Regions from separate parts of the Homo sapiens genome. Here region 1 is linked to region 2. Evidence: read pairs that join two places in POLR2A ChIA-PET (ENCODE). Cell type or tissue: MCF 10A. All regions are shown on one strand.

The links. Peaks named below come from ENCODE experiments on the same cell type or tissue, not always from the same donor. Only the 100,000 strongest peaks of a DNase experiment are listed, where the experiment ranks them.
Region 1: POLR2A ChIA-PET joins it to region 2 with 10 read pairs; 3 of 35 experiments call an interaction of 5 or more read pairs at or near these places.

Annotation. Positions count from the first base shown.
Region 1 is chr17:80,721,306-80,729,305 of GRCh38, reverse strand. The region is part of intron 4 of RPTOR (regulatory associated protein of MTOR complex 1); the gene reads right to left. Among named protein-coding and RNA genes, the nearest start is that of RPTOR, 180 kb to the right of the region's middle. RefSeq lists enhancers at 2,574-3,534, 7,299-8,000. In MCF 10A, no CTCF peak of the experiment used is centred here; DNase peaks (open chromatin) are centred at 4,325 and 7,955.
Region 2 is chr17:80,450,071-80,458,070 of GRCh38, reverse strand. No RefSeq gene overlaps it. Among named protein-coding and RNA genes, the nearest start is that of NPTX1, 23 kb to the left of the region's middle. RefSeq lists enhancers at 253-342, 2,825-3,654 and silencers at 828-1,122, 2,888-3,147, 3,408-3,617. In MCF 10A, no CTCF peak of the experiment used is centred here; DNase peaks (open chromatin) are centred at 2,730 and 3,260.

The sequences.
Region 1 (8,000 bases), 270 kb before region 2:
ATCAAAGTCACAGTAAAAGTGAGTTTATTTCTTAGCAGCTAAGCCACATATCCTGCCGCTGGTACTGCCTACAGGATTGTTTATAACTCAAGAGGAAAGGGACAGAAGGCCAGATCCAGCAAAGCCTGGGGAAGTATGGCGTGCAGGAAGCCTGCAGAAGCTTTGTCCGTGCACAGCAAAGAAGCAGACAAAAGTTACATTTCAGACATCAGCTACATCTCAGACGTAAGTTATATCTCAGACATGATGATACAGTATACCAACGACGCAGATGTGTGGGGGGTGTGTGGAGACACGTACATCATCGTGGGCAGGACCCCATTCTACCTGTGCTCTGCCAAACATGTTGTTAAAACTGTCCGCGTTTGGTGGACTGTTTATAATCACTGCTCTATAATAGAACACCTGGAAATGCTCTCTGTAAATAAACCCACTGAAGGATCTAGAGATGTCAATTCTTGCCTAATGAATCCAGAAAGTCAGTCCAAGCCTAATCAAAATACCTTCTGGGTTTTTTCCATTCACGGAATTTAACAAGATGATTATATAGTACAGAGAAAAAAAAAAGCACAAGAGCAAAAAAAAATTAATAAAGAATAATGAATAGGGACTCACACTGCCAGATATTAAAGATACTATAAATCTATGGTAATTACAGGATGGTATTAGTGAGGGAGACAAACAAATCAACAGAAAAGAGAGAGTCCAGAAATAGACCCACATACGTAACTCTAATGAGGACAGCATTTTAAATCTGCAAAGAAGGAATTAACAATTCAATAACTGATGCTGGAAACTCTAACCAGCCATTTGGTATTTTGCTATCTGAGATTACACACACACACACACACACACACACCCCAGAGTGGACTGAAAACCTAAATGTAAAAGCACAGGAAAATTTTCATTTATTTTGGCATATGAAAGGCCTTAATTAAGCAAGTCACAAAACCTAATAAGTCTTGAGACTGACTGATACAGTAAGATAAAAAAATCTATAATTCTAATAAAGACATATCAATGACTAGCAATTTTAGAAGAAAGGAGGTACACAGTACATGACAGAGAATTTTTTAGATGTGTCTATATAAACTTCTGCTGCAGATCAACAAGGGACAAAACGAAAACAAACAGGCAAAACATACAAACAGGCAATTCACAGAAGAAAAATGAATCAAAAATGATTCTAAGTTTCATGCTCTTTATTAGAAATGCAAATTACAATGAGAATCTATCTATCTACCTATCGATCCATCCATCCATTCATCCATCCATCCATCCGCCCATCCATTCATTCATCCATTCTGTTTTTATTCAGCAAAGTGGAAAGCAGGATAAAATGTGAATAATGCCCCATTGTGGGAGGATGCAGGGCACTCATCCATCAATGGTGGGAATGTAAATTAATGAAGCTTGTATGGAAGGCAATTGGGAAGTACTTAACAAAAATTTTAAAGGCACATTCCTTCTGACTACTTCTAGATATCCATCCTATAGAAATACTTGCATTTGTACATGAGATGTTTTGACTGGTAAAAAAAAAAGCTGAAAATTATCTAAATGCCAGTGTGGTAGAGACTGCTAGGCTAATATCTGATTTTCTCTCTCTTCTAAAGCAGTTGTAGCTGAGCACATGGCCCAGTTTCCTTTCCAGTGAAGTCTGTCCTGCAGCCAAATTCTGGCCAGCGCGACATGGTCAGAGGTGCAGCGTCCACGTTCTTGGAGCATGACATGATCAGAAGTGCAATGTCCATGATCTTGGAGTGTGACATGATCAGAGGTGCAGCGTCCACGTTCTCAGAGCATGATGTGGTCAGAGGTGCAGCGTCCACGTTCTCGGGGCGTGACGTGGTCAGAGGTGCAGTGTTCACGTTCTTGAAGCGTGACATGATCAGAGGTGCAGCGTCCATGTTCTCAGAGCATGACATGATCAGAAGTGCAATGTCCATGATCTTGGAGTGTGACATGATCAGAGGTGCAGCGTCCACGTTCTCGGAGCATGATGCGGTCAGAGGTGCAGCGTCCACGTTCTCGGAGCATGATGTGGTCAGAGGTGCAGCGTCCACGTTCTCGGAGCATGATGTGGTCAGAGGTGCAGTGTCCACGTTCTCGGGGCGTGACGTGGTCAGAGGTGCAGAGTTCACGTTCTCGGAGCAGGAAGTGGTCAGAGGTGCAGCGTCCATGTTCTCGGAGCGTGACGTGGTCAGAGGTGCAGCGTCCACGTTCTCGGAGCACGATGTGGTCGGAGGTGTAGCGCCCACGTTCTCGCAGCGTGACGTGGTCAGAGGTGCACTTGAGCACGCTTCCTCCTGGAGCCGGAGCTTGCAGGCTGCGCTCACAGGTCCCCAGGGGTTGGGGGAAGCATGCTCCTCTCCTCCCCCACCCACTTCCATGCTGCTGCCAAGGGAAAGAAGGGCCAAAAGACGTCCTTTAATTGGGCAGGATCACCCCCCACGCTGACAGGAGAAAGGATTTTGGCAGCAGCCTGGGACATGGGTGTATCTTTTTACCCCCAGAACACTGCGTGCTATTTATTTACCTCCTATAATGTTCTGGGCTTAGCGAACAGCATCTGAATACAACTTGCCCAGCCCTGACCCTACAGCCACCTGACCCTACAGCCACCTCACAACGTCCTCTGCGCCACCATCAGTGAAACGGGGGCTGCTGTCATCTTTACTACCTTCTAGGTACAACCCCGAGGGTCCCAGGGCTGCAAAGTGGCATGAAATGAAAGATATTTTAACACACCATGTTCTCAGGTCTTGCTTTTTGAGCTGAAATCTATTTTCCACATTTGCCAAAATCAAAATCAAAATCTCCATTTTAAATTCTGAGATGCAAAGTTCAGGAAGATGATCCGTCATAACCATGAGGTACTGCTGCACTAGGACAGCACTGGCAGTCTCTCCCTCCACGCCCCGTGATCTGTGGGCGGCGAGCACCAGGTTACCGGCAGGGTCCTCGTGGCCCAGTCCTGCTGGGGCTGGACCATCTCCACCTCCTAGCGTGCGTCCAGGAGGCAGCACGGCACAGGGCCATGGATGGCCCCAGTTGGTCTCTGCTCTAGGACTTTAAATTCTAAGAGGGGCTTTCACCCCGTAACAGCCACTGGGATGCTGCGCCACAGAACAGCTTTCCCAGCCCCGCCTGCTCTGGGAAGCCTGCTTGGATGTGGGCCTCTGTGGTCGCTTCTCTGTGAGCGGCGTCTGTCCCTCTCAGCACCAGGGCCATTTGGGGCCGGGCCGCTCCTTGTGGGGCTGCCCTGTGCACCACACAATCTTCCGCAGCACCACCCAGCCACCCCCACACCTAGATGTGACAATCTCCAGGTTGCTGGACATTGCCAAATGTCCCAGTGTCCCCTGAGGGGAAAAGTTTCCCTGGTTGAGAACCGCTGCCTTGGAGGAGAGGCGATTTCCTTTCAAACATGAGCTGTATACATTACAGTTAGTGAGACTGCAACAATTTGGAAGTCTGTATCCCTCAGGGAATATAAAACCAACTCTATTAAGCCACAGTGTGGAAAATGACCTTTGATAGCGAATCCTGATTAGAACACGGGATGCAGACCTCATTTCCCATCTCAGAGGTCCTGGGTCGTTTGTCAAGCTCCAGGCCAGAATTATGGCCCCTGCAAACCAGCAAAGGGCAGCCTGCAGCCTCACAGCCCCGGCTGCAGGGGCAGAAACAACGCCCACAGTAGAGTCACTCCTCGTTGTCCTGTGGAATATTCCTCTGTCATCCTGACTGCACCAACCCACACCAGCCCAGAATTGAAAAGCCCCCTGTATACACGGAAGGCTGCTTGGAACACTCAAGAGCTTGTGGCCAATGGTTTTCATTTCTTCTTGATCCAAAACTAAAAGTACAGAGAATAATTCCTAATCAAAGCGTCTCTTCTTTTTCTCCAAGAATCATATTCAAGGCCATGTTTTCTTTTCAAACAAAGAAATAGAAATGGGTTTTAGATAATTTCTTCATTACAATCCACTTTATCTGTCAGGTTATATTAAACATCAGGGGAAGAGTCCGCCTGCCTCACCAGTCTGTCGCCGCAGCCTGAGTTAGCCACCAAGGCAGCCATGGCCGGGAGAGCCCAGCCCACTGAAGCCTGCAGGCTGTCTTCCCACAGAGGGGCAGCCCAGCAGCCCGCCAGCCTCCAAGGAGCTTCCCACAATTCTACATCTCAGGGATTTCTGGTGGAAAGACTGAAACTGGGTTTTGGCTTAAGTTAAATGTGAGCGTTTTATCCCTTTAAATTACAGAGCAGAAGACAAAACGCAAAACCCCTCACATACCAAACAGATGAGTACAAAGAAGAGAACGGCATGTCCCAGGGGAGGCAAGGGGCGTGGTGGCAAGGCATGGCAGGAAGAAGCCCTGGCCTCAGCAAGTTTGCATCCCAGTGGGTGAGGTGGGCAGAACGACACGGTGCCGCCACCCCGTGCTCCAGCTGAAAAGGCAAGCGCAAGTGTCGTGGGGGCGGCTTCTTCTCCCACGGCCCCTCCTCAGATCCAGGCACAGCAGCTCTGACACTGCAGAGGAGGGAACGGGGGGCACACTGGGCAGGTGCAGACAGTCGCCCTCTGGAAGGGCAGGTGGGGTGTCCCAACCCCAACTCCAACCCACCACAGGCTGAGCAGGTAGATGTGATGAGCCTGGAAATTTCTGGCCTCACCACTGTTGGGATGGGAGAACCTGGCCTCGCCGCTGTTGCGATGGTAGAACTCGCAAGCATCTCTGTGGATAGCTGGGATACACAGGAAGACTGCCATCAGCTGAAGGACATGGATCTCCAGGTGGCCTTACCCAAACCTGATTTGGCCATTTCATTAGCCCTGCAAAGATACCATCCTACTTTATACAAACTGGGGTATTTAGCACCTACTAATCAGATCATAGCAGCATTTTCCTCAACATAAAGAAAAATGCCAACTATGCCAGGCAGTAAACATGAGGAAGGGGTGGGTTGCCATGTCTCCTCTCTCCTGACCCTTCCATCCTGGCACTCATGGCCCCCACCTCTCAGGACATGGCCTGGCTTCTCACTTAACAGGAGACAGGCTCCAAGGGGAACCAGCTCTCATGTCCAGCTTCAAAGCTCCACCACATTTGTATTCACCTCTCCTTCCCTCCCACGTCTCAGAGAAGAGTGCTTGGGCTTGCCAAGTCAAATGCTGTATCTCTGTCCTGAATTAATCTTCTCATACCTTCCCATTTCTCATCCTTTACTCCACTGATTTATACTTTCTTCAGCAACCCCCTTTCTCCTATCTACAAACATAAGTTACCTCTTGCAGAAACTAAACATCCCTGCTTAGCCTTGTTCTTTCTTCGAGGTCTCCCCAACAGACAGGCTCCTCTAATCACATGCTCTCTATGTATTTATTGCAAAAATTGTATTACAGAGAAAGCTAGAAAAAACAGTGTTATTCAGTAGTATCACCAAACTTCTGGAAAGATTAGTCTATTCCAGTCCCTAGTCCCTTACCTCCTGTTTAGTCATTAAAATCTAGTTTCCACACCTGTACATAGATACGCAAATCAATATGCATGTGTTTACAGCTTACTACACACAAATGCATCACTTAGCTAAGTCCACGGAGAGGGCCTAGGCCTAGTAACACTAATGCTCCAGTAGTAACGAGCACACAAAGAGGCCACATCTTGGTTTCTAAATCCCACTCTCAAAAAAGCCAAAGATCCTTGGAAAAATGGTTGATCCAGGGCTGTGGTAGAGAAAATGCTAGAAGGTGTGTCAGTGGTCAAAGTTGAAACAATTTCAGTAACAAAATAAATAATGATAATAATAATGGATTATAACCCAAGAAGTAAAATAAATATTAGTGGCTCCATATGGATATAAACAAACAACCAAGTAAATAAACAACAAGAGAAGCAACAATTCTTTCATACAGAAGAATTCCAGTTACTAAACGTGGAAGGAAATAGGGAGGTACAGCACCACCATTAGAACACCAGGATAGTAATTACACATGAATGTTAGAATTAGGGCATGGCAGTTTAAGGAGAAACAGGATATCTGCATACTCTCAAAGTATCTCCTTCAAATGCTTATGAATTATAAAGAAAATAACAACTTCACATTGGAGAAACACACAAGGCACCACTTCAGCCTAGTGATCAAGGTTGGTATCTGCAGTAATAAGAATCACACACACCACGCACCCCCAAACCTGATGCACTGAGAATAACCCATCTGCATTATTCTTCCCAAAACTTTGATCCTCAATCTCATCATGAGAACACATCAGACAAACCCAAAGTGAGGGACATCCTCCAAAACACCTGAGCAGCATCTTACAATGTCATGGTCATGAAAGACAAGAACAGCTGAGGAACCATCCCAGGCTGGGAGGACCAGAGGACAAGGCAGCCAATGTGGGTGGGGGCCTGGGCTGGACCACAAGACATACAGAGGATTACAGCGGCAAGGCTGCTGGCACCAAGGAGGCTGTGTGTGGTTGGCAGTGCTGTAACAACATATGTTTCCTAGATTTGATCGCTGTGCTGAGGTCATGTAAGAGGTTGACACTGGGTAGCTGGATGAAGGACACACAGGAACTCTCTGTGCTGCCTCTGCAACTCTCGTGTACATTTAAAATTATTTCAAATTGTTTTTTAAAAATGCAAACCTAGTTTTGATCCTAACTGCTCTCCAGAAATTACTGAACACATAGTCACCTCTTCACATGCTGCATCCCATGGTCTCTTCCATTCCTGCCCCACCTGACATCTATGCGCCGTCTCCCCTCAAACACACACTCTCTCCCCAGGTCTCCGGCTGCCTCAGCTCATTCTTCCAAAGTTTCCCAGCTTGGGACCCCTCCCTTCCACCCTCCCCTTAAAAACTTATCGTCAGGGGCCTATTCCATTCTTCTTATTCCACATCTTCTCCCAGGCAATCAAATATAACTCCCTGGTTTTAAATACTGCCTAAACATTGAAGTCCCAAAAATGTTCAGCTGCAACTACCACCTCTACAGAGAGTTGGTTATTTTCATTTGATTGCCTGTGACACCTCAAATTCAAAAATTTGAGAAGGGAAAAATAAAACTTATCATTTCCTCTTCCAAACTCAATGATGATGATGATGATGACGGCACTTTGCAACATGCCAAGAACGTGCCACACAAAGGCTTGGAGGGAAGGAAAGGAAGAACTTTTATTGTTTATTTTATGCTTATCTGCACCATTTGAAAAAAAATGAATTTTATAATAAAATATTTTAAAATTAACTAAAAGAAAATCGTGTTAAAAGCCTCATCTTACATATGAGATAACAAAGAATGCACTTCCAATCCCTTGTATTTGTGAAGTCAAAGGAAGTTCCCATCAGCAGCACAATCCACAAGGAATAGGAAGCAGCTGACCTTTGCCCTTAGCTTCATAAAAACCTGAAATATATATATATATACCAAATTGGATAATAATGAAGACTTGTTCTTTTTCAGCTGGCAATAACTTTCTAGCAGAAATGTCCTTCTGGCTATCTTAAGCCTATTAATAAATAACAGGAAAGCTGGCTGTGTTCCTCAACATTCATTTTTTCAGTGGATTAACCAAAATATTTCATCCTTCTCCCCCAAAGTGCATTTCATGTGTATGACTACCAAAATAAGCCCGAGTACCCTGAGGAAGCTTCCAGCATGTTCCAGCATGATGGGCTGGAGACACCCAGCTGCCCAGCCCCACCGACTGAGGTAAGAGCCCAAAGGATGCTCCTGCAAACTGCAGCGCCCTGACGGCCCCGGGTGAGCCAGGAGAGCCCGCTGCTGGGTGTGCCTCTTTCCAGGGCCAGATGCACACGCAGCAGGAAGAGCCAGCATGGCTTCTGCTGCTCCTGCACCAGGTGCGTGCAGGCCCTGCCGAGGAAGTGAGTGATTCTCACACCTCCTTGCTTACCCCTGAGGTTACTCAACTTGCCATCCTTTTTCCCGCTTGCACTTCCGCCGCGTCCAGGAGCCTCAATGACT
Region 2 (8,000 bases):
CCAAAGAACATCTGAGGATCCATGTGGGAACCACACTGCCCCAGGAATAAACGCACCAGCGTGTCACCCAGACTCTCCCTGTTGTGGGAATTCGGTCTTAGATGGGCAGAGGGACCAGAAGACCCTAGGGTTTCAGCAGGTGGAAAGGAAGGTGGCAGTAAGAACCACCAAGGGGACAGCGTGGGGATGGAGAGAGAGTGGCAAGGCCACAGGGCCGGAGTCAGCCACATGGGTTCCTGAGGCGGAGGCTCCAGGCAGGGGCCCGGTGACCACGAAGGGCCCGAAGGAGGAAACTGTTCGGCCACACAGGAAACCAGCTTGTCAGGAAGAGTGTGGATAAGAAGGGCAGTGGCAGGTGAGTCAGAGGCAGCTGGGGGTCAGGTGACACCCAGGTCTTGAAAAAGAGAAGAGCCACCCACCCTGGCGTCACTAGTCACTAACCTGGAGACAATTTCATGGCTAAGCAATGTCACTGAACACCAACACCAGACAAGACCACTGTGTGCCCGAGATGGGGCAAGATACACAGGATCGTGTCAGAGCATAGGCAGAACATGAGCATCGGCCAGACCTCAAGGGTCACCAAACCACCCCGTCCTGGCTAATTTGAATGACCGCTGCTGCTTGATCAATTTCAGCTTCAGCTGCATTTTGTTCTTCCTGCCTTCTAGATAAAAGTTATCAAGATACCCAGCTGTGGAGTCAGCCCTGCTGCCTTGAGCCTCTCCCAACTCCTCCTCCCACCATGCTCTCCCAACACGAGGAGACTTGCGGGTCCTTCCTAACATCCTCTCACAGCAACCAGTCAACAGACGTGGCTTGATTCCACTGCAGCGCGTTCCTGGGGTCTTTGGTTGGATGGTAATGGACGCTTTGGTTTTATTCTGAATGATAACGAAAGCCACTGAGTGGCTGCGAGCAGAGGAGAAATGGAAGTGATTTTGGAGACACTATCTGGGGGAGTAGCCAGGAGGCTCTGTCTGGGGGCGGAGGTGAAGGCAGCTGGGGAAGATCCTCTGTGGCTACTCGGGGTGGGGCGGGCAGGAGGAGAACATGCAGATGGCCTCTATGTGCCAGAAATGCTTTCCAGGAGCTTCTGACAGGAGAGGGCAGCTGCAGAGAGCTGGACGGGGGACAAGGCTGTTGCTCCACCAGCTCCAGGCAGCCTGGCGAGGCTGAGCACCCAGCCGAGGAGCAGAGAGGTGCCCACTGCCACCGCCACCCTAACACCCTCTGAGCAGAGGAGCCGGCACGCTCAGGATATCCTTTAAGACAAGAGTTGAAGGGAAAGACAGAATCAACCCGGCTCTGCAGGCGCCAAGGAGCCAGCACACATGGAGGCTGTGCAGTCCATTCCCCGGATGTCTGATGTGGGCGGCAGCACAACACGTTGCTTGGAGGGGCAGTGAGGTCATTCCCACAATTCTGAAGAAGGGTCAGTGGACTGTGTGCTCAGCAGGGAGGGCTGATGGGCCAGACTTGTGGATCACTGACAGCCGGGTCGGAGGGGGGGCTCACCGGGAGGGGTGTCCCCCACCACCCACTCCAGTTCACACTGCTTCTGACTTGTGCCCAGGAGAGCAAGCTAGCCTTCCAGGGGGCCAGAGTAACACTGGGCATCCTCTCGCTGCCTGCTAGGGTGAGACATATGGGACACGTGTGTAGGTGTCTGTCCTCCTTTGATTACTAGTGCTGGGTGGGGGGGGGGGTCCCCAGAGGTCCCCAGGGAGTGCAGAGGCAAAGGCTTAGCATCTGCCCTTGCTGCCTCTCTCCTGGACCAGACTGCTTCCCCTCCTTCTCCCAGGACCTGGCCGTACCTGGAGGGTGGAGCCCTCCGTTGAGCCTGCTTGCTTGAACTTCCCTTCCTCCCCTGCACTAGCAGGCCCCTCAGGCCTCATGGGGACACTCTTCCCCAACCCCCTACCTCACCCCCTCACCCCTCACCTAGAAGGAGGTCAGAAGAATTTGGTGCCATGGAAAGGAACATGGGGCATGGAGCACTTGAGGACACTCCCGGGACCCCCTCTGCAGGGGAAGGTGGAGCTCTGGGGCCAGAGGCTATGAGAGCACCAGCCAGCTCAGTGCACATTTGTCTGAGTCCGGAGTCCCAGTGCTGCTGTGAATGCGCTGAAGGGGTGAGGCAGGGATGGGGTGTTAGGGAGGAAAGAGAACTCTTTGTGAGTCACATTTCAGACGCCTCCATTCCCATTCATACATTAGGGTCTGTGGGGGACTGGGGCACATCAATATATTGTTAGAGAAAAAATGTATATGCAATATAAATGCATTAAGAAAAAAAAACACCCGAAGAAACGATTCTGACATGTTAATAGTGGTTCTATGTGGCAGTGGGATCGAGGATTTTTATACCGTACTTTCATATGTTTTCCAAATTTTCTACACCAAGCACGTGTTAGTTACGTAATTTAAAACTTATTTATTTTTAAACCAAATTCTCCAGCCAACTGTGCTTTTCCCCAGTTGCAGTAACTTTCCTTTCAGTCAGGTTTCTGGGTGAATCCAAAGAACAAGGCGGCCTCTCAAGCCCACATCATGTCACGTTCATATTTTCATTCTTCCTTCGTTGGGCCGGCTCTGCGGAGGCCGAGCGCTGGGGCTGGGGCGAGAACGGTGTCCCTGTCGTCAGGGAGTTTCCAGCTAGTGGCCTTCTCCCGCTTCTCAACCCATCCCCTCCCCTGTCCGCCGAGGTCGGGCTCTGACGGGAGCGGGCCGCCCTCCGTCTGATAGGTGCGGTCTGGGGAACTTGAGCTGCCCAGTCTCCCTCCTTCTTTCCCCTGCTGCAGACCCCAACTCTGAGCTTGGGGGACAGGGAGGCCGAAAGGGCCCTGTTAAACGCTGGGTGCTGGGAAGCCGCCCCCTCCAGGGAGCCCTCAGGACCTCAGGCCAGGGCTGGAAGCGAGAGGAGGCCGGAGCCCAGGGAAAACGGGCGACCGGGGGCGGCGCGCGTGTCAGTAAGGAGCCAGGCGGCGGGGACGGAAGCTCCGGGAGGGCGGCGGGCCGGGGCGGGTGTCAGAAGGCTCCGATTGGGCCTTCTGCGGCCCTGCTTCCCCCGCCCCCGAACCCCCCAAAAGCTGCGGGCAGCGGCAGGGCGCCTGCGACACAGGGGCGCGCCGCGCGGGACCTGAGGAAAAGCTACGGCCAAGCCCCGAGCACAGGCGCGCCGCCGCGCTGGCTCCGGGAACGCGGACGCACGGCGGGGCTGCCACAGCAACGCAGACAGGAGCGCGGCGACTGGCGGAACCGCGGAGAGGCGGGACTCAGGAGGCGTCTCGCGAGAGTTAGGCTTCGCGGGCTTCCGGCCGGTGCCGGCCGCGGGGGCCGACGGGGTTAGGCTTCCGGCGTGGGTTGTGTGGCCTCTCCCAGCTCCACGCGTTTCTGGGCGCCGGGCACTAGGCGAGCCGGCCGGGCTGGCGCGAGGCCGCAGGCGGGAAGAGTCCCCGGGGTCGGCCCCGAAGCGGCTCTGGAGGCAGTAGCCGGGGACGCCGAGGTCAGGGAGGAGGCGGATCCGAGCGCGGTCCCGCAGGGCCCTGTCCGTTCTTCCGCCTCGGCCGGTCCCGTCAGGCCGCCTTTAAATGCCCGGCGCCTCGCACCTGCTAACAAAACGAGCTCCTGCTGTTCCCCAGCTCCGTAAATGGTGCCCCTGGCCCTCCCCAGTTCTCAGGCAGAGCCTTGGCGGCCTCCCTGACCCCTAACACCCCGCATCCAGCCCGGCAGTACATCCTGTTGGCTGTGCCTTCGAAATTTCCCCAGACCTGACCTCTTCTCCCACCTCTGCCACCACCCTGCTCCGAGCCGTCTTTTCCCGCCGAGATGACTGTAGTAGCGTCTCAGCTGGGTCTCCCCGCTTCCACCTTCCCCTCCTGAGTCTCCTCAACACAGGAGCCAGAGCGATCTCGGAAAGTACAGGAGGTCATGCCCCAGTGTGGTTCCCCTTTCCTGGGTTTAAGTCAAGGTCCTCACCGTGCCTGCCGGCCTCCCGGGTCTCTGCGCGGTGGACTCTGGACCTCCCTGCCCCGTCCTGCCTCAGGGCCTTTGCACCTGCTGTTACCGCGGCCTGGAACGCTCCTCCCCTGAAACCCTGTGACTCCCACTTAGTGAGGCGACCACCTGTTGAAAACCGTGCCCCCTTCCTATACAGATGCTCCTGTCATATGGGGTTAGATTCCCCATCAACCCATCATAGGTTAAAGCATTGTAAGGCAATTTACGGTAGGTTTATCCGGATGTAACCCCATCTGTAAGCGGAGGAGTATACTGAATGTGTATGGCGTTTGTACCATGGCAAAGCCAAAATGTAAGTCAAACTCGAAGTCCAGGACGGTCTGTGGCCTGTACTCCCTTGCTTTCCCTCCCCGGCTCTTAGCGCCATCCAGCATCGTTGATAATGTAATTTGATGTGTATTGTCTGAAAGCACCAAGACGGCAGAGTTTCTCTCTTATCCAGATCACAGTGTGTGCTCAGTAAACACTAGACTGAGGGGGTGTATGAGAGGTCTTTTTTTCCTCTCTCCTTCCTCAGGAATGGGTGAAGATGAAGTCCTGTAAGGCAGGAGCTGGATCAAAGAAATATCCCGGGTCTTGTCTGTGTGCAGACTGTTGTTTGAGGACTCTGCTCCAGTTCTAGCAGCGATCGGTGGCTCCCTTGGGTGACTCTCCAGAAGGAAGGGTGCCAGCATGGACTGGTGTCTGCTTGCCAGATGCCCTGAACAGCTCATTCCTCAGGAGGCCAGGGGCGCCTCAGGAAGTGCTGTCAAATGCAATCACTCTCAGAACCCTCTGGGCTGAAAGATGTCATTGATTTATGCTGGCAGCCCCGCGCAGCACTCTGCTAGGTGTTGAATTGTCTGGAGAACACCTGGTATCACCCTCAAGGCCCCTTAGTCTGGTAGGAAGGAATGATGAGGAAGAGGCTGTGTGGAAGTCACAGAGAAGGAGGAGGGTGGGATCAGTTTCCAGGGTGGGGTCTCTGGAAGTCCTCTCAGGGGTTCTCAGGGGGGCATTTCTGCCTAGAGCAGCAGGTGTAAGGCGTGAGCCATGGACGAAGGGAAGGAGCCAGCCATCATTGATCGCCTCCTCTGTGCTGGATGTGGCTCTAGATGTCAAGCTCACATTTACACATTAGCCTTCCTTTACAGAGGAGGAAACAGGCTCAGAAAGCCCCTGACCCCGGTTACACCACTACTAAATGCAGGATTCAGATCTTCAGTTGAGCTCTTTGTGGCCGTGAAGCCTGTCCTCTTCCCAGGGCTCGATGCCACTTCCCAGGCTGGAAGCCAGACAAGCATCCGGGGCTGCCCGGAATTGCATGCAAATGTCCGGACAGCCGGCTTCCTCGTGGGCCCCGGCACTGGCAGAGGAACTCTTTGCCGGGCATGTGGCTTGGGCAGGCCAGGGCAGCCATCTGCCAGCCAGCCATGTGGGGAGGAGGCTGTAGGCCACCCCACAGCCAGATGCTTCTGGGCCGGTCCTGGGCTCCCAAAGGTAGTTCCTTCAGGAGATGGAGTCACCTGGCTCCTCTCTTCCCTTCCACCCAGTTCCAAAGTCAGGGGTTCTGGGGCTGTGTCAGCAAGGGGCCATTCTGGCACTGTCCTTCTGGCACAGAGCATTGTGGCCAGGGATGGACATCTGTTCTGCATTGACCCCCATGGCCAGGACATCTGTGGCCCCACGGAACTCAGTGACAAGGAGAGTCGGCAGCAGGGAAAGGCCACGCTCTGTAGTGTGTCTGCCAGGTGGCAGAGGATCCCTGACACAGCCCAGCTGGCATCTGCCCTTGCCACTGAGGCTTCCTGAGGGCAGTCCCCAAGGGTCCTGCCATGCCAGGGCTCCCCTTCTGCCAGGCAGTGGCTGCTTAAGCTGAGGGAGGGAGAAGCTGGGAGTTGGCCATGACTGATGGTACCAGGCCAGTGGGATCTGGAGCCCACAGATGGTGGAGGATGGGGCACAGCCCCCACCCCTTACCTGTGACGTGCCCTGCCGGCGGGCAGAGGCATCCGGTCTGCTCTGTAGAAGTTGGAGGTACAGACTGGCAGAGGGAGAAGCGGAAGAGATAGCATCATTTTACAGAAGGGAAAGCTGAGGCCCTGAGCCAGGGGGATATGCATGGATGCCCCGTGGGCTTTCTCGCGTTTACTCCTCCGCACAGGGCCCTGTTTTTCAATGGAGGAATTAGGGCTTGAAGGAAATGAAGTGAGGTTTCCAGGGTCCCCTGGCTAAGCCAGTTATTTGGCCCTGACCGGTGCAAATCTGAGAGGGGGACTAAGCAGGCCCTCAGGCCAGGGTCCGAGCTTGCTCACTCAGCCACAGCAGGGAAGAGTCAGCCTGAGGCAGCAGGCCCAGGATCGAGGGTGACCCTCCTCCCAGAAGCAAGATGTGGTGAGGTCCCAGATGGGCTGGGAAGGTGGCATGAGGGCTTGCTTCAAGGGAGCCTGCTGGCTGGCCTCCAGTATCCACCTGGAAACAGCCCCCCAGGTGTGCCCCTCGAGCTGCTAACCCCAATCTGGCCACCCCCCAACTCGCTCCTCAGCACTCCAGTGGTCAGGGTGTCCCCTTCCCTGGTCCCTCCTTGCCCCTCCTCTTAGCACCAGCAACCGGGGCCTCCAGCAGGCCAGAGATCTTCCCACAGCCTCCTGGGCTTCCTGCCCAAGGCAGGGGCTGATCTCTCAAGGGTGGGTGGGACTTCCGGCTGTGCCATCAGCAGTTCCTGGCTGTATCAGTTAGCTTTGGCTGTGTAACAAATCACCCCAAAGCCTAGAGGCTTCACACAACTACCATCTCTTATCCCTCACAGATCCCTGGGTTGCCTGACCAATTCTGGTGTGAGCTTCCCTGCTCAGGGGACAGCTCCCTGAGCCCAGAGCCCTGACTGCAGAGCTGCCGCCTGCAGCCCTGCATGCTGTTTCTCACCACACTGTGTCCCCGCCCTTCCAGCCCGTGGAGTCACACTTCGCCACCCAGCCCCCGAGGACACACTCATGGAACCCCCAGTCAGGCGTCCAGACTAAGCCACCAGGGTGGCTCCTCTCAGCCCCACTCCTGACCAAAGCTTCCTGCCTATCGAGCGTGGGGACCAACTGCAGGCACCTCCGTCTTCAATGCCACTCCGGAGGCAGAGGGGAGCCTCCACCTTCCCTGGCATTGTCACCATCAACCTTAACAATAGTTTGACTTGGTTAAGCTCCTCCAAGGGCCGGGGAGGTCGGGCTGGGGCCAGAAGGAGCAGCCTGTACCAGGTAACTGTGACAGCAGACAGCCAATGGGCAGAAGAGAGGTGTCAACGTCCCCCACTGTCGGGACCAGAGAAGGCGCCATGGGATGAGGGAGGGTCTGATCCCAAGGTAGGAGGAAGTATCCTGGGTCCCGGGGTCCCTCGAGCAATCTGCATTGTAAGGGAGGGTCCCTCTGGGGCCAGGAGATACATCAGGAAGTGGCGGAAAGACTGCATTTGGGGGCCAGATCTGGAGGGCCCTGGAAGCCAGGCTGAGTCGTCTGCCTTTGCGAGTGATGGGGAAGCGTTGACGGGCTTTGAGCCCGAGCCTGCCAGGAGCACAACGGAGCTTCAGGAAGCAGCTTTCCAGTAAGTGCCGGGAGCCTTCTTGGAAGCAGGCAGAGGATGAATTATAAATAAACAAACCAGAGCCCTGCAGCGGCGTGGGCCGGGTGGGAAGAGGGGAGAGACCGGAGGCAGGGCCTCACTTAGGTGCTAAGCAGCCCCTGGCCTGGCCCCCGCCAGCCCTCCCACCCTGCCTTGCACCCTGGCCTCGGGGACTCAGCGGCCTTCCTGCTCAGGGCATCGGCGGGGACCTCAGGCTTCTGGGGCCAACCTTGGCCAGGCTGCAGAGGGGAGGCCTAGTGTAGACCCCCACTGTGGGACTGGGAGGCCCCCCTGCCTCTCACAACTCCAAGGGTACAGGCCCAAGTCTCTCTCACACCAAAACAGGCCCCGTGGCCACTCATCCGTGTGGGAGGTGTCTCACCAA